3 separate regions of the Homo sapiens genome follow, and all the other regions are linked to region 3. Evidence: chromatin loops called from intact Hi-C (ENCODE). Cell type or tissue: A673. All regions are shown on one strand. Links, peaks and the distances in the headings refer to the core of each region. The heading gives the core; the rest is flanking DNA.

Evidence for each region. A loop is a pair of places that touch in the nucleus more often than their neighbours do. Peaks named below come from ENCODE experiments on the same cell type or tissue, not always from the same donor. Only the 100,000 strongest peaks of a DNase experiment are listed, where the experiment ranks them.
Region 1: a loop joins it to region 3, with 10 times the contacts of the local background. A loop is called at or near these places in 9 of 110 quality-filtered maps.
Region 2: it touches region 3 in a loop (11-fold over the local background); 3 of 110 quality-filtered maps call a loop at or near these places.

Annotation. Positions count from the first base shown.
Region 1 is chr12:74,411,884-74,420,328 of GRCh38, forward strand. No RefSeq gene overlaps it. Among named protein-coding and RNA genes, the nearest start is that of ATXN7L3B, 120 kb to the right of the region's middle. In A673, for the core only: CTCF peaks have their summits at 964 (motif pointing left), 1,163 and 3,975; DNase peaks (open chromatin) are centred at 938 and 3,968; H3K27ac peaks cover 906 bases.
Region 2 is chr12:74,633,273-74,641,717 of GRCh38, forward strand. No RefSeq gene overlaps it. Among named protein-coding and RNA genes, the nearest start is that of ATXN7L3B, 100 kb to the left of the region's middle. In A673, for the core only: no CTCF peak of the experiment used is centred there; a DNase peak (open chromatin) is centred at 3,639; H3K27ac peaks cover 1,930 bases.
Region 3 is chr12:74,313,607-74,322,051 of GRCh38, forward strand. LOC107987178 (a long non-coding RNA gene) reads right to left here. Exons shown (of 3, transcript XR_001749203.3): 2 at 7,929-8,088. Among named protein-coding and RNA genes, the nearest start is that of LINC02882, 25 kb to the left of the region's middle. In A673, for the core only: CTCF peaks have their summits at 3,590 (motif pointing left) and 3,796; DNase peaks (open chromatin) are centred at 3,825 and 3,925; H3K27ac peaks cover 7,493 bases.

The sequences.
Region 1 (8,445 bases), core at 156-8,155, 98 kb after region 3:
AAATGTATGGTGACAAATTTTCTGTATATAAGCAATATACAGACAGTAGTTTTACTGCTGAAGAAACTTAACTCTGTAAAATAAGAAACACAAGCTGCCATATTTGCAGTGAATTATAAACCCGTGCTAAACACGGTACACACAAGTCAATATTATGGACTTTTAAATAAAATATTACCAAATGAATTAGATATTGTTTCAATATTAAATGTAAAATATAGAAATTATAAATATTACTTCCAGTTAGTCTGAGAAATTTGGATATTTTTATGTATTTTTGATATTTGTACATCAAATTAGGACTTATAATTGAAAGTGTTATTAGTGAAGAAATTCCTGAAAACTTCCTTCTTATCCATATTAGTCTGTCCTATGTTTTTGATTGTTTGTTTCCTTGAGGCCAAGGATTTGTGTTTTGTTTGTCCGTGTATACTCCAGTGTGTCCAGCACAATGCTCTTATCTGCTTTATCTCTGAAAGTGGAGGTTAGGTGAGGTAAATTGAATTGCTGTAAACTGAAAGCTTCTTTCAGCACTGCTTCTTCCTATAGCATCCTGGAGGTAGCTGGAGCTGAATGTCTCAGATAGCTATTTTTCATTATGATATTAAAATGACTGCTAGATTGGCACAAAGAAATGAATGTGTCTTGACACATTAGGGAATTAGGGAATTCCCTAATTAATGTGATTTGCCAAGGCTCACACTGTTAAAGTCAAGATGTCCATCTAAGATTTCTGGCTCAATTCCAGAGCATTCAGTTTCATAGCCTGCTGTTTTCTCTGTATGAATAATTATGATTTTTAATTGAAGTGCACATCAGCTTTTATGTACTGGTTTGGCCACTGACATGTCAGGTGTATGATAACTCTTCACATGAACCTGACTTCTTCACCTCATAAATTATGTTCCAAGATGAAATTTAAAAGACTTTTCTTGACTGCCACCTTGTGGTAGATTTTTCAAAGTAAAAAAATTTAGTCGAAGAAATATATGTACAGGTTTCCAACAATGTTAAAAAGAGAGAATTAAACTGCCAGTAATTTATGTATAAATAGAAGAAAGTTTTACAGTGAGGTTAACAAAAATCTTTAAAAATCTTCCCTGATTTAAAATAAGCATTTAAAAGAAACATCTCTTTTTTCTTTATTATTCGAAACATTAAATGGGAAAAAAACAGAAAAAATATTGCCTCATCTATGTAAAATATATATGATATCATCAAATTAATCCAAAACCTTTCCCTGATTCACTGGCTACTTTCTAAAAACTTTAAAATTAGATTTAGTTGTTGAATAATTATCAATTTAACAAGAAATTACATGTATTATAAGAAAAGTTACCCTATATAATCAACTTTTAAAAGTATGTATTTATAATTAACTACATGATACATAGTTTATTAACTATTTTATTACTTTTAAATTGAAATTATCAGTTGACAAAAATATAATTTTCTTAGAGCACTTGCAATACGTATGTACTTGTTTTTTCTTGTCTGGATGACCATGGGTAATCTGCTCCCTGTGAATATATCTAGTATGTGTCTAAAACTAAATTAATTACTTGACTGAGAAAAGGCTCTGAGTGTCCTCAGAAGAAATCAGATCATTCGATTAGGACTTATAATTGAAAGACCAAGATAATTGCTACAATCCAATAACACAGAGTGAAAGAGGAAAGATGGTTAACCACAAGGCCATCAATCATACTGATGGAAGGACGTTGGCAAATGATTGCTAATGCTTCCAATTCATAAACCAGGTAAACTATTCAAAGGTAAAGTTAAGCAGTATTTGGTTGTAAGAACTCTACTATCTAATGTATTAATTAACTATTTTCATAGACTACCTGTAAAGAGTGTCAGGATGAGAGTTGCTGGTTTTATAGAACAACTTCAGAAATCCTGCCGCAAACCTGATTTCACATTTGAAGAGTGGTTAAAGTCAACATAAGACTGAATGGGGCACCACTGAGAGTTAGACAGTCCACTAAACCTCATCATATACAGCGATTCCCAAAAAAGGCAAAGGCACACTTGGGAGCTTTGACATCGGGACCAAAGGCAGAGCTGGTTTCATTTTCTATTGGTCAAGAAAATAGCCCTTGTTGTAATTCAAGCTCTCTAAATGGAAATTATAATTATTTGTCCTTCAGCTAGAAAACATCCTACATATAATGCAGATCTCTTACTGCAAAAAAAAAAAATTAATTTGAGGTCAAAAATCCCTAAGGAGAAACAGTCAAAAAGGTCAGCCTGAGGTAATTTACTCCCAATCCAATTCTATTTCAATAACTCCACGATGGGTATATTCTTATGAATGCTCACAGGTATTCCCTTTTATCATTAATTCTGGGTATTATATTTTATACCTGCTACCAAATTAGATAGCTTTTCATTACATTGCTTTTAAAATCATTTGCCATGGTGTGGTCTTTTTTCTAAGAAAACAATGCAAAGCTAACACAAGAAGAAACCCTCATTTGAATGACCACTATTTTTTTTTTTACTATTATTGAACATGTGTCTTTCATTAGGTCTGGTCCAACTATCTCAAAGTTTATGCTTTAATGACTTTATGAAATCACTATGGAAAACACTTATGCCTTTGAGGTGGTCCCACTTTCTTAATGAGAGGAATATATTTAAATTGTCTGAGAGCTTTGTTTGCTCTCCTAGCTTGCTGCCATAGGATATGTGAGACTAGAAACTCTATCAAAAATTGTCTTAATTTACTTGCTAACATTCACTCTCTTGCTAGGAATAATTTTGATTAGTAAGAAAAGTGCTTCCTCATTGACTCTTTCACTGGCAAATAATACATTGCATTTGTGTCTTTCTTTACTGAGCCTAGGAGCCTTTAGATTCATTATCCAATTAATCCTCCTAACATTGCTGTAAAGTGAGAATAAGGAGTAAATTCCCATTCTACATGTAGGGAGATTAAATGACTTATACTATGTCACCGAGCCAGTAAAAAGCAGAGTTAAGAAAACTGCTTAAGGCTTGCTTTTATTGCAATATTAGGTCATTATTTCTCATATTACAAGAACTTCTTCAGAGATAACTGGTACTAGGAGTTGAGAACTGAACAGGTTTCCTCATATTTAATTGTAACAGTGTTCTCTGAAATGGCCTTTTGAAATTATAGCTGAGAATATAAATGCATTTATATTGGTGAAACATACTGTATTGTGTCCTAATAATATACTGAAGAAAATTACATTTGTTTTTTTTTTTGGTTATATAAGCTAGTTAGTATTCATTAATAAGCGATAATATTAAGATTCATTAATAAGTGAATATGGAGCTCAGTGCAGCTTTTCTTTTTCCCTTTCATTTATTATTAACAAACTCATTTAAGCTGCCCCCTTTATCCTATGAGGATTATGCAGCTCAATATCACATTTATTTGATTATTTTAATCATGCATTTTTAAAGAGATTTTGATATTTATACAGAATTAATTCAAGAAGCAGCATTATTTTATTTCTATTATTTTTACTTTTAAATAAAATTTAATTCAACCTGTAAAAAAGGTAAAATAATAAATATTTAATATCGTGCATGCTTCTTCATTTCTCACCTTTCCTTGCTGTATAAGAAAACTAAGAAAATTACTATTTGCATGATATATTTGACTCTGCATTTGACTACAACCCAAAAGACAAAATGCCAGAAATCCCAGAAGCATAGAATTCCTGCAGGATTTCAAGTCCGAGTCTACAGTCCAAGGAAGACTAGAGAGATTCAGATAAACTTTAATTGTACACTTGAACTTTAGCATCTTCAGAACAGATTTGGATATTTGAAATTTTCTTTTTGTAAGTCAGAAGATATTAGATCTGAAGGAGTCTTTTAAAATGTCTTTGAATTTTCTCTTTGTGTAAACAACTTTAGGAATAATTGAAAGTTGAAGGTCCAAGGTCACCTGAAATAAAATAAGCTGTGTCCTACTCACTCTAGTGGGTTGATGCCACCTTATGGAAGTTGAGGCTCACTACATCACATGTTGTAAAAGCCACAAAAGCTGAAGTTCCAGGAGAAGGGCTTCTAAATAAAATTTAGTCAATATAAAAGCATTTCAATGGATAAACAAAAGGCAGGAGATTAAATATAAAATTCTATTATAATATTTTATTTCATATTTTACATTGCATATTATTAGTCAGATATATGATAAGGTTCATTTCCCTTTGGTAATGTTAAGAGAGTTGTTTTTTAAAGCAAATATGCAGGTATATTGCCAATGTTCAGAAAAAAATTATTTAATTCCTATGTTATTCTGTTTCTTGTTTCTGCTTTTATTATTTTATTTTACCCTTGGTTTCTTCATTCCAAGAAGAAACTGGATAAGTTACTTAAAAGTGGCTAGAGCTAGAGTAAACACATCTATTTTAAAATTATACTATTATGCTAATACTCAGACTAGGCAGAAAAACTCATCCAGGGGACAATTCCCTAGTAAAAATCCCTTTGTAAGCCTGTTGAGGAGCATGAACACAGGGGTTGAAAGTTTCTACTAATCATATTAAGGAAGGAGTTGGGAAGAATTAGGAAGACAGCTGTAGCTTTTAGTAAAAGTGGGAAAAATGACTTTACAAAGGATGAAGCAAACAAGATGAGCTGGTCCCCAGTGTGTAGATAGGAAATGGGATCGTTTAATTTAGAGATATGCTTGGACCCAACCAGGCTTTATGAACATCAGACAGGGTCTTGAAAGGAGCTTATTTCCAAATTAATTCAAAGAGAGTTTTAATTTGAACATATAATGAAATATAAAATTCAGTGTCTTGGACACATTTGGTAAGTTGTACATTATTTGAGAACTCTAAAACCTATAATCCTTTATTGATCAAAACACTGTTCAATGACTCCCAGACCTAGTTGCTCATCAGAATCACCTGGGCCTCCTTTGTACATGATGCTTTTCTGACCGGGCTGTCTTCCTATTACCTGACTCTACGCATCAACTCAGATAAGTGTCATCAGTCGCTGGAATCTGCCTAGAATCCTAGCTCCGGGTATTTGGATATATCTTATAAAATTTATTCTCATCATTGTCCTTTTGTCAGCCGAAAGAATTTCATATCACTTCTCGAATTTCTTTAAATGTACCCCCTAGCCCTACTTTGTGGAAGCATTTGTCAGAAAATATTAAGAGAAAGCATCTATGAGTCTGTCATACCATAGTCAAAGTTGAGATACCTCAGAATAATTTTCTTGTAGCTACATGTACACCTCAAGGTTGCTATTCTGCTTATCCTCAGTAGCTTCAAAGGGAGTCAATCAGGGGATCAATACCAACATCCTCAACGACAACGGAACCCCATTTAGCAATACAGAACATCAAGTTGTCTTTCCACTCATGTGAGGCTACAGCTGAATTTGCCATTTTCTTCATGTCTATGTCGTCAGAGTGTAAGGTTCAAATGAACATTATATTTCTCAGTTCCTTTTATCATCTATTTCTGCTTATTATTTTCCATGTTATTTTTCCTTGACTTAACACCTTCATCTTTATCTCTATAAGCTGCGAAGCTAACTTATTTTATTAAGTCTCACATTTTTTCCTATGTGATAATTATCATTCATTTTACTCTCTCATTTCTTCTACAGATGCAGGATAATCAGTTAACTATCAGGGTTACTTTATTCTTTGAGAGTACCCATGTAAATATTGTTTATTTATTTTTCACTGGCAGTATAATTTTGGTGGTCCAGCCAGTGTGGTCACCATTATCAACTCAGATGGTGAAAAGATCTTCAGCAGAGAACTCTCAGACAAAATTTCAAAGATAATTGTGCTTGCAAAGTGTGATCACAAAGGTAATCAGAAATCAACACAAAAGTATATAATATTGAAGATGTCTGCCTTAGCTTACAGATCCTTTACCAAAGCTTTGAAGCCAGTCTCTGCAACAAACTCCACATTACCAATTGTTTTTGGTACTGCTTGTGTACACCAGCATCAATCACAATGATGTCTACAATGTTAACCATTATCCAACTAAGACAGTATGTTGTGTTTTCTTAGTGGCTTCTGGAAAGGTCTTAAAAGCAATTTACTTTAGAAAATTTATTTTTTTCAATAAAAATTGAATAATGTGAGATATAAGCTGAGCAATCTTTTCTGGAAGGTGAAGTTTTTTGTCTCCTCCTTTTCATGGCATGCATTCTGTTAGGAAAATGTGGATGGTGCTGGAAAGTGGGTAGTTGCAAGAAAAATAAATTAATAGACTACTGAGGAAAGACTATAAGAGATACCTGTGGTTTATACCTGAGGTTGGCAAGCTTTCACTGTAAAGAGCCAGATAGGAAATATTTTATGTTGTAAGGGCCATATGGGCTCTGTAGCAACTGCTTAACGCTGCCATTGTCTCATGAAAGTACTCATAGGCAGTATGCAAACAAATAAGCATAGCTGTGTTCCAATAAACATCACCAAAACATGTGGCAAGCCAGATTTGGCTGATGGACTACAGTTTGCCAACCCCTACCTTAGATTAGAATGTTTGATGCAATTATGTAACAAAAACAGAACAAGAGTCATGGGCTCAAGACCTATTTCTGACACTAGGTGTGTAGTAGAGAAACATTTTTCCTAGCTAGCAAAATTTATCATCTGTAAAATGAAAGGATTAAACTTACTTTTCCTAAACTTGCTCTCTGCTCTAAAATTACGAGTTTATTCTGTGTTCATTTACCTCTTCTTTCATATATAAGAAAAACTTGGCTTGTGTTTTTTTAAAAAGGCAATACAAATCATTCAAAGAATCATTTTAATTATTTAAATTTTTTTGAAATGATTGCTTTCTCTGGTAGGAGGAGAGTAAGGAAACTCTTACTGCAAGTGTATAAAATGTTTTCTTTGTTTTTATTCTGTGTGAGTCATCAGAATTTATTATGACTCCCATAAGAAATTTCAACAGAGAGCAAGACACGCAGAGCTATGGTGGGGAATATTGGACTGATGGGGTTAAAACATTTGTTTTTTTACTAGATCCTTTTGAATTTAGAGGAATGAACATCTTTTCTTTGCTTATACAAAGACACTCCTTTCACTTCCACTATCAATGTTGACTAAAATCCTCATTTTGGATCCCATTCCCTGCTTTGTCTGATTCCAAGATTCTCAGTGTTGATCCCTTTTTGGGCTTAATGCCTTCATAATTCCCAAGCATGGCACATTTGTGTCAATATCTTTGTACAAATAGAAAAACATAGATGTTCGAAAACCTTTCAGAGTCTGATATGACAATGCCCTTCCTTACCCTGTCCTCCACCAGATTCAGCCCCGGAGACCTCATTTAAATTTTAGCCTGCATCACAGAATGATGTGGCCTCTTTAGTGGGTCCAACCAGTCCTATGACCCAATCTTCAGCTTGAGTTTCACAAAACCAGAGCTACACATGTATTAATCCTATGATCAAATATGGAAACTCATGGACAATGTCATGAGACAAAGACCTCGCAAATCAATAATATTCAATACATATTTGTTGATAGCTTATTCTGTAGCAGGCATTGAACAAGCCAATGGGATTCAAATAAGCATTTACTCTAGGATGTGAACCATCTCCTGAGGTACTGAGTATGTTCCCCAGTACTTGTGTAACTAGAGTACATTAAATCTGATTGCAATTAGTTACACTCAGTGGCATTCATTCTGGATAATCTTCACTGAGGAGCTACATTCTAGCTGCTACAGAGTAAAAGAAGGATAGTTCAGATAGATGGAATAGATTAAGCAAAAGTGAGAAGTAATGAATGAGAATTTGGGAAGAAACAGGAAGCTCAACATGTCAAGATGTTGAAGAACATGACCTGAGATCAAGATGAAAATGCAGACTGAAAAAGAATTACCAAAATCTTGAATACCATGTTAAGGAATTAGGTTTTATGTTTCTACCCCCATGAAGGGAAACGCCACTGAATATTTTTGAGAGGAGTAGCATATCAGATTTAGAAAGTTAGCTTGTATAGAATTGTTGAAAATGTATTAAATGAAGAAAAATCTGGAAGCAAAGAGGCTGGTTAGGAAGGCAATGAATTATGTCAAACAAGTAGGAGATATGGACCTTAAGCTGGGGTGATGATCATGACAAGAGCGGCAAAGCTGAGAAACTTTTCAATCTAGGTAATGAAAGGTTGGTAGTTGAATAACCCCTGGTACTTCCACAGTTTCTATACTATACTACCTGCTTCAGGTATACCCTGCTTACAGAGATGATTCTTTGAAAAATGTTTTTATTTATTGTTTAAGTTGATGGCTAACGAGAACTGAATTGGGATCACCACACTGATGTTTGCATTTAGCTTCTAGGGTCACCTTTCATTTAATCATTTACTAGCTTTTTTAACTTGACTCATTTTATCCTCAAAATGTTTACTTCACTTTGTGATCTTTTTCGTTCCATTGTTGTTCCCATCTCTCACTTCATAGA
Region 2 (8,445 bases), core at 156-8,155, 320 kb after region 3:
TTTTTGCCTTCTATTTGCTTGATAGATATTTCTCCATCTCTTTACTTTGAACCTATAGGTGTCATTGCATTTGAGATAAGTCTCTTGAAGAGAGCAAACAGTTGGGTCTTGCTTCTTTATCCAACTTGCCATTCTGTGGGTTTTAAGTGGGACATTTAGCCCATTTAAGTTCAAGGTTAATATTGATATGTGAACATTTGATTTTGTCCTCATGTTGTTAGTTGTTTGATATGTACACTTGATTGTGTAGTTGTTTTATAGTGTCACTAGTCTATGTACTTAAATGTGTTTTTGTAGTGGCCAGTGACAATCTCTCATTTCCAATTTTAGCACTCCCTTCAGGACATCTTATATGACAGATCTGATGGTAACAAAGTCTTTTAGCATATACTTGTCTAAAAAGGACTTTATTTTTCCTTCAGTTATGAAGTTTAGTTTGGCTGGATTTGAAATTGTTGGTTGGAAATTATTTTCTTTAAGAAAGCTGAATATAGGCCCTCACTCTTTTCTGGTTTGTAGGATTTCTGCCAAAAAGTCCACTGCTAGACTGATGATATTCCCTTTGTAGGTGACCTGTCTCTTCTCTCCAGCTTCCTTTAATATATTTTCCTTCACATTGACCTTGGAGAATCTGAAAACTATGTGTCTTTGGGATACTCTTCTTTTATAGTATCCCAAAGAGGTTCTCTAAATTTCCTAAATTTGAATGTCAATATCTCTACCTCAGTTGGGGAAATTTTCATGGACAATGTTCTCAAATATATTTTTCAAGTTGCTTGTTCTCTCCCTCTGTTTCAGGAACACCAATGTGTCTGTTGTAGGTTTTGCCTATGTATACAATCCCATATTTCTTATAGGTTTTGTTCAATTTTAAAAATTCTTTTTACTTTATCTTTGTCTGACTGAGTTGATTCAAAGAACCAGTCTTTGGGCTCCAAAATTGTTTCCTCTGCTTGGTTTATTATGCTGTTAAAACTTACAATTGAATTATGAAATTCTTATAGTGAGTTTTTCAGCTCTATTATTAGATTAGGAAAGATTAGATTCTTTCCTAAAATGGCTAATTTCATCTTTCACCTCTTGAATTGTATTACTGGATTCCTTAGATTACTTAGATTGGGTTTTAACTTTCCTGTGAATATTGATGATCTTCCTTGCCATCCAGTCTCTGAATTCTATGTCTGTCATTTCATCCAATTTAGTCATGAAGAATTATTACTGGGGAGCTAGTGCAGTCACATGGAGGTAAAAAGACATTGTGGCTTTCAGAGTGGCCAGAGTTCTTGCACTGGCTCCTTTAATCTGTGTGGGCTGAGGCTCTTTTAATCTTTGAAGTTGCTATGCTTTGCATGAGGCTTCTTGCTTTTATATTCTCTGAGGCCCTTGACAGTTTGTCTCTGGTTTAAATTGGGTTTAGTTGACTGGCTTCATTTCTGAATGATTTCAGGGGGCCAAGGATTAGCTCAGTACTCCTGGACTGTGGACTCTCACCCTGGGAGGCTGGGACCAGGTCTACGGTATTGTTCTCTGGCCCCTTGAGATCAAGCACCTGCTGCACTGGAGGGGCCAGAGTGTTCCTGGTCCACTGATAACAACACAAATGGAAGGTGCTGGAAAAGGTGCTTCATCAGGGCAGTGGCAGTGGGTCTGTTCTTGCCCACACATGCCAGGGGCTGTAGGATATACACACATAGTGAGATTCAAAGTGCTCAAAAGTCACATGGGACTGGTTGGTACCTTAACAAATAAAGCCGCTTTAGATGGCTGTACCTTGCCCTTTCGTTTCCTCTTCTCTTCTCTCCTTTCCTCTCCTCTCCTCTCCTCTTCTCTCTCTCTCTCTCTTTCATTTTATTTTATTTTTTTGACAGAGTCTTGCTCTGTCACCCAGGCTGGAGTGCAGTGGCGCAATCGTGGCTCACTGCAACCTCCACCTCCCGGGTTCAAGCAATTCTCCTGCCTCAGCCTCCTGAGTAGCTGGGATTACAGGCTCGTGCCACCACACCTGGCTAATTTTTGTATTTTTAATAGAGATGGAGTTTCACCATGTTGGTCACGCTGGGTCTCGAACCCCTGACCTCATGATCTGCCGGCCTTGGCCTCCCAAAGTGCTGGGATTACAGGCGTAAGCCACCGCGCCCAGGCCCTTTCCTTTTTCTTCAGTTCCTTACTCCTTTAATCCTCTTCTCTGTAAATTAGAAGACTTTAGAAAGTATGCTCAGAACTTTTCAATATAACTTCTCTCTTCACAGCAGAGCATCTTCTTTCTAATTTGATCATTGCCACTTGAAGTTTGGATGTTATTCTTGTATCTTTTTCTTTGTTTACTTTCTCCTGAATTTTACCTGTCTGTAAATTAACTTGTTTAGTTTAGTTTTTTGTCTCTTTGTTTTATTCCATATTAAGAGAATGGTGTTCCATAATCCTGCCTTTCACTGTCATTCTTCCTCAAATTTTCTGTAATGTTATTTTGGTTTCATAATTTGGCTTTATGATCAGATAAAGGATTTTTAAGTATTTTTTTCAACTATCGTTGTATAGTCCTTGGCCTGTATAAAAATTTTGTCTGAGAATATGAATCTTTTTTTTCCTCTGTTATTTCTCCTTTGCCTTCTGAAAACAAGTAGCCTGAAGCCAACCCAATATTTATTCCTATATAAGTAAACTTAAAAAATATTTAACACTTAACACTTACTTAAAAATTGGTTTTATTATGTCTTTTATTTTATTTTTATTTTTATTTTTTATTTTTTTTGACAAAGTCTCACTCTGTTGCCCAGGCTGGAGTGCAGTGACACAATCTTGGTTCACTGCAACCTCTGCTTCCAGGGTTCAAGCAATTCTTGTGCCTCAGTACCCCAAGTAATGCCTGTTATTCAAAAATGTTCCAAAATATTTGTAAATGTATATATATAAATTTTGTTCTGAATGGGGTGGAACTCCAATTATAATATACCAACCCTGCTTAATTTTAAGAACGTTGATTCTATGTTACCTTACTTTTTTTTTATTTGTTTTCATTTCTCCTTGGCATATTTTCTCCCCAACTCTCTTTTGCGTATTTAACATGATCATTCATTTTATCTTTTTGTCCTCTTTCTTTGCAGGCCTAAAGAACTTTCAAGTTTGACCTTTAGGTGAGAGACCTAATTTCCCATAATGTAAATTTTACTCTTTATTTTTGCCATGGGGGATTTAATTTTCTCATTGCATTTGTTTATATTCTTTCACTCTCTCATAATCAGGTCAAATTCCTGTATCAGATCATTTTAAAGGTATCCTTCTATTTTTTTGACTCTTCAACTCATTGTAGAGAATTTCTATTTCAATTTCTTTTGTCTTAATGATTATTTGCTCCTATTTCAGAGAGGCCATTGCCATTTCTTATTTCTGTGAGAATAAAAATAACATTCCCTTTTCTTTCATATTCTGCAGTAGATTATTTTTAGAGCTCTGCTTTTCTTACATTTTTTTTCTGGTTGCTAGTTTCTTCCTCTTTTACCCCAGCCCCTGCCCACCTCACAATGTTTTCTCAAAAGCAGGTTTTCTTTTTCTTTCTTTCTTTCTTCTTTCTTTTCTTTTTCCTTCCTTCCTTCCTTCCTTCCTTCCTTCCTTCCTTCCTTCCTATTTGTTCATTCTCAGTGTTACCAATATAAAACTTTTGCCCTTGTTTTGGGGTTTTATTCAATTGTAATTTTCTGGAACTCAGGAGTTGTAACCTAATAAAGTATATAAGTATATGCTAAGAACTATAAGTTTCAGAAACATTACAATAAGAGATTTTCCTTCTCTGCTCACTGCCTATTCAACCACATTCTATGTTATTTTCAACCACATAGGTAGGTTATACCTATTTATTTTCTGAGAATTATTGTCCCTTCCTATATATAGAAAGATGTTTGAAATGAAGTAAATCCATATTCTTGCTCTTTCACTTATGATACCACACAAGATATAAAATGGACATATAAAACTCAATTGCTTTTCTGTGCACTAATTATGAACCGTTTGAAATATAAATCATGGAAACAGTGTCATTTAAAATAGTTAAAAAGAAATAAAACAGTTGAGAATAAATTTAACCAAGGAGGTGAAATACCTATACACTGAAAACTATTAAAAATGATGAAATAAATAAATAAATGGAAAGATATTCTGTGTTCATATATTGGAAGAATTTATATTTTTAAAAAGTCCATCCTACCCAAAGAGATCTATAGATTCCATATAATCCCTATCAAAATTTCAATGATATTCTTCACATAAATAGAAAAAAAATCCTAAAATTGTTACCAAATCACAAAAGGCCCATAAAAATACCCTGAACAGCCAAGCAATCTGGAGCAAAAAGAACACAGCTTGAGACATCACACTACCCAATTTAAAAATATTATACAATACTGTAGCAGTTAAACGAGTATATTGCTGGCATAAAAATAGACACATAGGCCAGGAGTATAGAATCGAGAACCCAGGAATAAATTCATGCATTTACACTCTATGGATTTTTGACAAAGGTGTCAAGAACACACAATGAGGAAAGGAAGGTGCCTTGATAAACACTGTTGGGATAACTGGATATCCACATGCAGAATAAAATCAGACACAATCTCATGCCATATGCAACAGTCAACTACAATTGATTAAAAACTTACATGTAAGACCTGAAACTGTAAAATTAATGTAGAAAATGGAAGGAAATCTCCATGACATTGTTTTGGATAATGACTTTTTGGATATGAATCCAAAAGCACTAGAAATGAAACAAAAATATACAAACGGGATTGAATCAAACTAAAAGCTCTGCACAGCCAAGAAAGCAATAAACAGAGTGAAGAAATAACCTACAGAATCAGAGTAAATATTTGGAAACTACTCATCTGACAAGGGAGTAACATCCAGAATATACAAGGAACTCACATAACTCAATAGTTAGAAAAAAAAAAAAGAAATCCAATTAAAAAAATGGGCAAAGGACCTGAATAGACATTTTTTCATAGGAAGACATACAAATAGCCAAGAGGTATATGATAAAATAGTCAACATCATTAATCATCAGGGAAACGCAAATTAAAACCACAATGAGATATTGCCTAATGCCTGTCAGAATAGCTATTATCATAAAGGCAAAAGGTAAGAAATGCTTCCAAAGATGTGCGGAAGAGGGAATCCTTGCATACTCTGTGACAATGTAAATTAATCCCATCACTATGAAAAACAGTATGGAGGTTCCTCAAAAAATTAAAAATAGAACTAGCATGTAATTCAACCATCCCACTTCAGGGTATACATTCAAAGGAAATAAAATCACTGTGTCAAAAAATATTTGTACTCTCATGTTGATTGCAGCATTATTCACAATAGCCAAGACATGAAATCAGTCTAAATGTCCATTAATGGATGAATGGAAAAGGAAAATGTAATATATACACAATGGAATACTAGTCAGCCTTAAAGAAAAAGATCTTGTAATTTGCAACAACATGGAGGACATTATGTTAGATTAAATAGGCCAGACATGGCTTATTTCAAAGACAAACCACATGATCTCATTCACATGTGGAATGTGAAAAAGCTGACCTCACAGAAGTAGAGATTAGAAGGATGATTACCAAGGGCAGAGGCAGTGGTTGAAGAGAGAGTTAGGAGATGTTGGTCAAAAGTTACAATTTTTTTTTAGATTTTACTTTTGAGATGGAGTCTAGCTCTGTCACCCAGGCTGGAGTGCAGTGGTGCCATCTCAGCTCACTGCAACCTCTGCTTCCTGGGTTGAAGTGATTCTCCTGCCTCAGCCTCCTAAGCAGCTGGGATTACAGGTGCATGCCACCATGCCTGGCTAATTTTTGTATTTTTAGTAGAGAAGGGGTTTTGTCATGTTGGCCAGGCTGGTCTCGAACTCCTAACCTCCGGTGATCCACCCACCTCGGCCTCCCAAAGTGCTGGGATTACAGGCATGAGCCATGGCACTCAGGCACAAAATTTAAATTAGATAGGAGGATAAGTTCAAGAGGCCTATTGCTTAACATGGTGACTATAGTTAATGTATTGTGTTCTTGAAAATTGCTAAGAGAGTAGATTTTAAGTGTTCTCACAACAAAGAAAAAGATAAGTATGTGAAGTAATGCAAATGTTATTTAGCTCAATTTAGCACTTCCACAATGTACACATATTTAAAAACAATATTTTGTACAAAACAAACATATAATTTTTACCTGTCAATTAAAATGAAGAAATTGATTTTACAAAGAAAAAAAGAAAGATACCTGCACAAAGTTATGGTATTTAGTAATTCTTGTTCTATGGCTTGAATCATTGATATTAAACTATTTCTGAAATAATTTTCTGTACATATTTAAGAGACATATATTTCATAATAAATATTCTGGATATAATTTTCTGAAATGCTTGGCCAATCATTTAGCTTGATCATGATATTGTACCCAATAATGAATAAAAATCCTTCTACATAGTTGCTTTTATTTGGTTAATAGTATTTGGTATTAGGTATTCCCTTGTTAAAAATCTATGTGGATATTTATTGAGATGTTGAGCGTAACTATACAGGGAGCTATTGCTCAAATTTTATTTTGAATTGGTAATCTGGTCTTGGCTTCTGAAGTAGAGTTTATTAAACACACCATAGCCTTTTCAAATATCTCTATGTAAAGCACTTTTTAAAGTACCTTACAAATGTTATGCAAGTTAGGTCTACAAGTAAATCTATCTCTCATTAATACCAATATGCTTGGACCACAGAACACATGAATAATATTTAAGGAGCTTTCTTCATTGATTTCAAGTTTCACTTATAGGATCATAACTATGTTTCTCAAGAAAGAGATTGTTAGGAATACAACCTATATTTGTGTTCGTGTGTGTTTTTCACAGAATGTATATGTACATGTACATGCATGTATGTATTGATTCAATCATAGTGTTGTTTATGTATATACACACACACTTATAAATATATAATTAAGTTCATTTAAATACATGGGATATTGAATTTATGGGAGCACTGTTATAAAACAATATTTCATAGAGATCACATTATTTCTTCTCTCAATAAAATGTTGATATAGCAACTAAAATGTATTAGTAATGAAGAAACACTTTGAGGTGCTTTTTCTCAAATAAGTCAGTAAAACTAATGCTACTTAAAAAAATATACATACTGGTCGGGCACGGTGGCTCACACCTGTAATTCCAGCACTTTGGGAGGTCAAGGCGGGCAGATCATGAGGTCAGGAGTTGGGGACCAGCCTGGCCAACATGACGAAACCCCGTCTCTACTAAAAAATATAAAAATTCCGGGTGTAGTGACACGTACTGAAGGATAAAGTCAGCACTCTGCATTCTTCGTTTTTTTTGTAGAATCTTTTGTAATAAACTGCATATATTTATTGAGTTTAATACTTCCATAATTCATCATCTCCAAAAAAATCCCTAACTTACCTTTGTGTAAGGGATAATCCCTAACTTATCTGGTGGGGTTATTTTACCCCACCAGATATTAGTGAGAAAGAGAAAGGAAAAGATAGCTAGATAAGTGTAAATGAAGATAGATAGATGTAAAAACAGATAGATATGTATAGACAGATAGATATGAATAAATAAGACCAAATGGATCATCAATGGCTTTTACAGACAATTGTTTCCAAAAGAGCTACAGTATCAATTATATAATTATTTCATGATGAAATTTATTTTAATTTGAGTTTGGACAGCGTTATTTGTCCTTCCTTTTTCATGAGCTAATTTTCTTTCCTTTGTTTATCACCTTTTATCTAAGCTACAGAAGTAGATTCTGCAGTCTTTGAGAAATCTTACTTTCTAACTGTAGAGGGAAATTCCTTGGGTGGGGGATAGAGACAGAGAGAGAGAGAGAGAGAGAGAGAGAGAGATTCTTTCTATAAATTTTTACGAAGTAAAAATGTAGAGAGATATTATATGTCTTATGAACCTGCGAAGATTCTATGCGAAAATCAATAAAACTGTAACATAACCAGGAAAATCACACAATCTTGACTAAAGACAGATTTACAAACTTAAGCTTAAAATTCTGTGCTTCTTACTTGCACAGTTTTCTTCCAAGAGACTGAGAGCATCCCTGACATGTATTTGCATGATCAAGTATTTTTGTAAAACTTGCCAAAAAAACCCATATTTTAATTACATTTGGTTGAAACCATTGTCTCTTTCCACTCTGACTTCCTCTTTATGTCAGGTGGCATTGAAGTAGTCAGAGACATTTTTAAGCTCCTGTTTTGAGTTCGTAATACTCCATTTTAACTGCAATTTGAAAGACTATAATGTTTCAGTACAACAGTGAGAAATGGCAGACTCCCTATTTAGGCAAGTGTTAAGAGTTCTTAGCAGCCCCGCCCTCTGCCCCATGACACCACTGCCACTGATGTAAAAATATGCGTGGAGGTAGCCAGCCTCTCA
Region 3 (8,445 bases), core at 317-8,316:
ATATTTTCTTCCATTCTGTAGATTTTCTGTTTATTATTATTTCTTTTGCTGTGCAGAAGCTTTTTAGTTAATGAAGTCCCATTTGCCTATTTTTGTTTCTGTTGTGTTCGCTTTTGAGAACTTTGCCATAAATTCTTTGCCTAGGCCAATTGTATTAATCTTACTGAAACTGTTCCAAAAAATCGAGGAGGAGGGAATTCTCCTTATCTGATTCTATGAAGCCAGCATTACCCTGATTCCAAAGCCAGGCAATGATACAACAAAAAAGAAAACCAGAGACCAATATCATGATAAACATAGACGCAAAAATCCTCAACAAAAAACTAGCAAATTGAATCCAACAGTACATCAGAAAGATAATACAGCAAAGTTTTATTCCAGCAATGGAAAGATGCTTCAAAATATACAGATCAATAAATGTGATTCACCACATAAATAGAATTAAAAACAAAAGCTGTATGATTATCTCAATAGATGCAGAGAAAGCATTCAATAAAATCCAGTATCTCTGCATGACAAAAATCCCCAAAAAGGAGGCATTGAACAAACATACTTCAAAATAATAAAAGCTATCTATGACAAACTCACATCCAACATCATTCTGAACAGGCAAAATTTGAAATCATTCCCCTAAGAACCAGAACAAGATAAGAATACCTACTTTCACCACTCCCATTCAACCTGGTACTGGAAGTCCCAGCTAGAGCAATCAGGCAAGAGAAAGAAACAGAAAGTATTTAGATTGGAAAAGAGAAATTCAAATTATCTTTATTCATTGATGATATCATCTTATACCTAGAAAACTCTAAAGATTCCTCAAAAAGAATATTGCATTTAATAAATGACTTCAGCAAAGTTTCAGCATACAAAACCAACGTACAAAAATCCATAGCATTTCTATACACCAATAATGATCAAGCTGTGAAAAAAATCAAGAACTCAATCCCATTTACAATAGCTACAAAAAAAAACCTAGGAATACATTTAACCAAGGAGATGAAAGATCTCTACAAGGAGAGCTATAAAACACTGATTAAAGAAATCAGAGATGACACAAACAAATGGAAAAACACCCCATGCTCATGAATTGGAAAAGTTAACATCATCAAAAGGACCATACTACCAAAAGTAATCCTCAAATTCAATGCCACTCCTATCAAATTATCAATGTCGTTTTTCACAGAATTAGAAACAAACAACCCTAAAAATTCAAATGGAACCAAAAAACAGCCTGAATAGCCAAAACAATCCTAAACAAAAGGAACAAAGCTGGAGGCATCACATTATCTGACTTCAAATTATATTGCAAGGCTATAGTAAACAAAAGAGCATGATACTGGTATACAAATAGATATATAGATCAACAGAACAGAATAGAGAAGTCAGAAATAAAGCCACATGCCTGCAAGCAACTGATCTTTGGCAAAGTTGACAAAAACATACACTGGAGAAAGGACATCCTATTCAATAAACAGTGCTGGGAAAACTGGCAAGCTGTATGTAGAAGAATAAAACTGGAACCCCTATCTCTCACCATATACAAAAATTAACTCAAGATGAATTAAAGACTTAAATGTAAGACATAAAGCTATAAAAATCCTAAAAGGAAGCCTAGCAAAATTAGACTTGAAATACTAAGAGCTGATTTTGAAATACTGAGAGATACGTTTTATGTTATAAAATACAAAGAAGGAAAAATGTAGCAAAATGATTTTCAAGCCCAAAAGAAAATAACGATTTATCTGGGTGAGTGGTCCGTGGACAAGCAGCATCAGCATCACCTGGAAAGTTGTTAGAAACTCAAGTTATCAGGCTCCACCCAGGACCTCCTGAATCACAAACTCTGGCGGTGGAGCTCTGCAATCTATGATTGAAGACATTTTCTGGCCAGGTGCAGAGGCTCACGCCTGTAATCCAGCTATTTATGAGGCTGAGGGAAGGAGTGTTTCAGCCCAGGAGTTTGAGACCAGCCTGGAAAACATAGTGAGACCCCATCTCAAAGAAAAAAAAAAAAAAACACACACAACAAAAAATACTTTCCAGCACAGCACACTGTAGATTATCAGTTGTTCACCATCGTGATCTCTTGGCCATCTGGGAGCTTTGGCTCACTGGCTGCCCAGAACTAGAAGGGAGTATTGTATCATACAACATATTTTCAGCTTGGGAATATATCACAATTCAAAATTTGAAGTACAGTTTCTACTGAATGCATATTGTTTTCTCACCATTGTAAAATTAAACAATCGTAAGCTGAACCATGGTAAGTCAGAGACCATCTGTAGTTGATTTACCTTGAACGAATAATATTTTGAAAATGGGGGCTTATGAGTTAACTTGTTTTCATTTGTAGAAAAGCAATGGCAGTTTTCTTTTTTTTTCTGTTCCAGTCTGTAACTGTTCATTTTGAACATGGTACCATTAAATTATGGAAGATTTTTAAGGACGGAAAGGGTCCCATGATTATACTGTTAATATTTTTAACTTGAAAGATACGGCTATGCATTGATTTTAAGAATTTCAGTAACTGACATTTGATAGGTATAAACTGTGCTTCAAGTATTATGCTTGGCCCTTCTCCCTTGCTATGTCATTAATATGCCTGACAACTCTATGGTACATATTATTTTATATATCAGAAAAGTATTTTAAAAATTACCAGAGGTCACATTACAGTAAGATGCAAACACAGATGTTTAATATCAAAACCTTATATCTTGAAATCTATGCTATGCAAGAGTGGCAATAATTGATACCTGAAGAATGTAAATAATATTGACTAAATGCTAAATAGAACATCTGACATAAATTATATATATTAGGTAGTCAATAAATACATGTTAAATGAATGGATAAATACCACTCAATTTATATGTACTCACCTGTGTATTTGATTAAGAACTTTACTCACCCACCTTATCTAAATCACACTGCCCTTTTCCCCACATCTCTTTATCCTGATTCATATTCCTTCTTCACACTTACCACCACCAGACTTTTATAACTGTTTGTAAACTCACTTGGTATTTGTCTTTCACACTCATGTGCAAGCTCCATGAGAGCAGGGTGGTCTCTCTAGCCTACTGCTGTATCCTTAGTGTATAGTATGTAGTGGAGGTTTAATAAAAATCTCAATAAAATACTTATAAATGAATGAGCAAGTTTTCTTGCAATTTTCAATAACAAATATTTGTGAATGCATATTCGCCTCCAGCTAATCCCTTTTCCTTCTATTACATAGACATTGAATACTAAGAAAACATTCCATAATCTTATTCATGGGTCTTAAGGGGACAGTTTCAAAATGTTTACCAGTATATGAATATAGATTCTAACTGTTGAATATCCCCCTCCCCTGCAGACAGCAGACAGTCACACTGATTGTTTTTTGACAGTTTTGAAGCTAATAAAGTGCCACAGCAATGTAAGCTTTCAGAATGGCAGTTGTATGAGTTTCTAGAGAAAGGGGAAAAGTAAAACAGTCAGAGCCAGAGACCAGGTTAAAACAGAAGAGTGATTGGGGATGGGAATCACAATATCACCTCTGCCTTTCAAAGATTTATACTACCCTCTTGTGGTAGAGGTAATCCTGAACTCCACTGAGCCACTGTGGAGTGGTCCCTCACACCAGCTGCTTATCATGGTTAACCCAGCAGAGCACACCAAGTTCCTAGGCCGGGAGCCAATTGCAACAAAAACACAACTCAGAACAAGAGCACAAAATGAAAGGTTTTAGGACAGCAATTTAACACTCAGCAATTCCCAGGAACCTTTTATTTCAGCAGGCTGGGAAGAATTTTGGTTCTTATTTGTTTTCACCTAGCAAAGACATCTGTTGGCACCCAGAGCTGCAGAAAGTGTCTGCCAAATCCATGATAGTCTTGGCCAGTTTTCAAGGATGTGCTGTACAGTACATTAAACATTATCCTACAGGAAAGCAACCTGTGACCACCCAGATCTCTGTACTAAAGACCCAGCCAAAACGTAAAGATTTCTTGATTGGCTGACAGATCATCTTGAGTTGATTTACCACTTCAGCTCTAAGAGCAAATGTAACAGCTGCAAGAAATCTCTGTTTTGCTCACTCAGCTTGCAGAAAACACATTTTAGTTTGAGAACATTTCCTTCCTTCCTTCCTTTTCTTCCTTCCTTTTCTTCCTTCCTTCCCTCCTTTTCCTTCCTCCTTCCTTCCTTCCTTCCTTCCTTCCTCCCTCCCTCCCTCCCTTCCTTTTTTCCCCTCTCTTCTTTTGTTCATATATATATATATATATTTTGCTGGCTTTTGCTGAATATGTAAGTGACTCTGTTCTTTCATTATTTTGCTTTAATTTAATCATGTCTTTTCTTGGCTTCTCATCAGCTTTGTTTTATAGTCTGGGTTCCCTCAAACAAGCCAGAAAAGGAAGGGAATTAGAAAAAGGCATAACATTTTTTCAAGTATGCTTGTCTTAGAAATATTTAAAAAGTAATACCATACTTTTAAAATCTCTAAACATAGACTCGGAGGTAAGACATGCTTATCTTAAAAAGTAGTCATTTACTTGCCTTTCTTATGTTGGGTACATGCAAGAAACTAACTTAATTGCAGTATGGACGCTTTCATTTCCTCAACCGTGAATACAGCAAACTATGAAAAGAAGGGAGCATCAGAAAGGAAAAGAAATAGCAAACCAAAGGCTATTGCCACAACAGTGTAAGAAACTGGCCAGAGCTTGAAAGTAAAATAGCCAAACATGGAGGATTTGCCACTTTCTCACTAGCTTCTTTGTCATACTGGGGAAACAATAAAACATCTTTTCATAAGAATGTTGCCCACATGTGCTAAAAAAATATGCTACTAGTCTAAATGAATTTTGTAGGCCCTTGATATCCTATTTTGTATTTTGTATTGAATATTATTTTTAGAGTGCAGAAAGAGCATGTATATGGTCACAGAGCATCAAGACTAAATTCTGAAAGATAATCAGGACCTGAGACAAACAGAATGAGAGGCAGAATGTCTAAAATTGTGAAAATATAACTCGTAAAATGTGTTTTCAAGTTAGAAGAAATATTTCCTCTAAACAAAGTTAAGTTATCCTAACTGGTATTATCATTTCCCAGTGACCACTTTTTAAAGATTTTGAAGAAAAATAACACATAGTTTCAGATCCATTTATTTAATAAAAGTAACATTGGCAAGTGGGCACAATTAATTTATATTATATGCAAAGTATCTCAGTTTTAATGAATGATTTTATGTAAATGAATAGACAGCCTATTATTTCATATAATGTTATCAATGGATTGGAGTGTTGCTTTGTTAATGCACTTACCTGACCAGGATATTCTAGTATAAGGAAATCTTTCATGATAACCAAAGGTAGAGAACTCATCATTCCTGAATCTAAGGAATAACTAAATTCTCCAATTACTATATCAGAGTACTGTCAGAAAAAGAAAAGCTCATTAGTTCAGCATAACTACCTGATTATCTCCACACAGTACAATCTTATTTTTTATGCAAAAATGGGTTGCATTTGGGAAAAGCATTGTTGCGTAGAAAATGTATTAAAAGAGCTCTGTGATACGTGCCTAATGTTTTTGTATTGTTGAGGAGTTTGGAAGACAGTATTATGCATACAGATGTGCTACAGATCATTAAAGATCAAGAGCTTTCAGATTGTAAAGTCAACAGGCTGATACAAAAATGGAAAGTGACAAGCAGCATCTTACTCAGAATAGGAGCTTTAAGGGGTAGAAGTAAAAGTAATATTCTAATCACTAACCCCACCCATCGAATATTCTGGTTTCCATCCTAGATTACTAAAAATTTAGTGGACACTTTAAAATTTTTATTTATAAAATCATTTATCAAATATGTCCAGAAAGTAATGTTGTATGAGAAAGGGTTTATGTCTGCATCTGTGTCAGTTTGAGAATAGACAATATAAATAAGTCATAAATATGCTTTGGTGGACTAATTTAATAACAGGATCTCTAAAAGGATAAAAAATTATGGCATTTATTGAAAATACCAGTTACCAAATTTTGACACATTTCTTTTTTCATTTGAATGCAACATTTTAAATTTAAAATGTGCATAACAGGGAAATATCTCAAGTTTAAAGATACTCTGTATTTCTTGATTTTAAATAATGTGCCCCACCATTCGAAATGGCTGAGATAAACATTTTGACATGTAGACAACATAAGCAATGTTTACCAATGAACAAAGAATATCCTGTATACGATATGCTATTCTTAATAATAAGAGAAGTACCTATTGCTAGAAAGCTCTAATGTTCCTAATTAAAGTATATAATTAAAGACTACTGAAAAAAAAGTAGTATGAATACATTATGAAATGGGCCAGTTGTTCACAGCATCAGAAGCTGGCTACCATTCGTTTGCCAGACTTTTTGACATTAAGCTTAACCCTGCTGTACTTTCTAGACCCAAAATTCTCCCTTGCCAGCAAGGATTTAATTCACGGCCAGATGGTCAGCAACAAGTTGTCATTGCTACCAATCTGGCTGTGACCATACAGGCCAAATCAAGAAATTATGCTTCTGCTTTGTTCGAAGGTACATGTCTGTAATCGCAGATCGGTCCTGGTCCCCTGGGCAAAGTTTCCCACTTAAGTTCCTCACCCTGAACTCCTGCTTTCTTTCTGGTCAGTCCCTTTTCTCTCACCAGTTTAGAGACTGCAATTAGTCCCCTAATATGTCACCCTGTTACTTCGTGCAGTTATTTTTTAGCTTACTTCTGTGGATCTCTGAACAGTGACAGCTCCTAAATTGTTCATTGTCATGCTCCAATGACCTGACTATCGGTGATTTTCTGATATCCCTCTTGGAAAGTCCCTGACATTTAACCACTTGCCTGTGCCTATACTTTGTCACAAATTCTCTGAATACCATATTCTGCCTGTTAACCCAAATTTGCCTTTTGTGGAAAAAAAATGCATAGGTTTTGCTTTAAAAAGGTACTTGGACAACATACTCAAATATCATTTTAAAAGACAGCCTCAGTCAACACTGCAAAATTAAAACAAATGGAAAAAACAAAATAGTGAAAACCTCCCTAAGAAGATGTATAATAAAATAGAATAGAAAGCTGAGGGACTACTGAAGACAAAAATTTTGAAGACACTTCACCTGACTGAAAATATAGAGCTAGACTAAGATAGACCTGTCCCAAATTCAACACATCATTTTGAATCTCTGAGTCTTTAAAGAGAAATACATTTACCCTGATCTCTCCTGTGTGTCTGTCTGCCTTGTGACTCAGAGATTTGGGATTGAAACAAATCAGAAAAGTGTTCATATATAAGAAAATTCTACTGTCCATCTGCTCCTTTAAGTGATTAGATTAAATGAAAAATAAGTGGTCAGAAGTTATATTAGAATGGATTTTCCCTGAGCTAAAAGGACTGAGTGAGTTGCAAGCAATGTTAGTGAAAATTGATCTACATTTAGTTACATTCACAAGGTAAAGTAAAAATTTAATATTCTCTGAACAAGTAATAAAGTACAAAAAATGAGATAGTTTCAAAGCTTCCTCTTTAGCAATCTTTTTGACAACAGGTTGCAAAAGAAGATAAATGTTTTCAATAGGAAAGAGTTTAGTGTGCCAAGAATTTTAGACATTGTCACAGGACCTTCAAGTATGAAGTCAGAATATTCTAATATATGCAACATTTAAAAATATTAAGGATGAAATTATCTCAAAATATGTGTAAAAACAAAGTAAAAACATGAAGCACAATTTAGAGCAACAAATTTGTGTAGTACAAATATACGGTTACAGCATATCACAACTCTGGCTTATGGAGTAGGTCTGGGCCCCAGAAGGTTCACAGCTCATATGTCTTACAGTTTATTCATTCCCACCGTCTCCATGCTTTGGAAAAAGGGGTAATGTCCCAGCTCATTCAGTCTCCTCACCTGGCTCCAGCACGTGGCTCCTGGGCTGGCCCAGCTCTGCCTCCACTTCCTGTCACATGGGACTGCCACTCAGCGCCAGTGGAGGATGGAAGATGGGAGGGCTGTGGTGTTACAGCAGCATCTTTGGCACCTGCTGTTCGGCAGGTCTCAGGTTCTTGTTCTGTGTCCAAGAAGAATGAGGACAACCGAAAAGTGAGGGAGGCAGGGAAGAATTTTATTGAGAGACAGAACAGCTCTCAGAGGAGGGGGAACCCGAAGTGGGTAGTCCCTACTGGAAGGCAGGTCCCTACTGGAAGGTAGGCATGTGTAGCTAAGTCTAGGGTTTTTATAGGCTCAGAACTGGGGAGGCCCAGGCGGTAGGTGCCTTGCAAAAGGCAACATTCCGTTGGTTAAAAAGCATTATTCAGAAAGAACCAGCTAGGAAAGAGCTGGCAAACAGGAATAGAGGTTCTCCCTCTGGTCGTGGACTCCATCCAGAACTGGCAACCTGGTTTTCAGGCTTCAGGCTGTTTTTGGG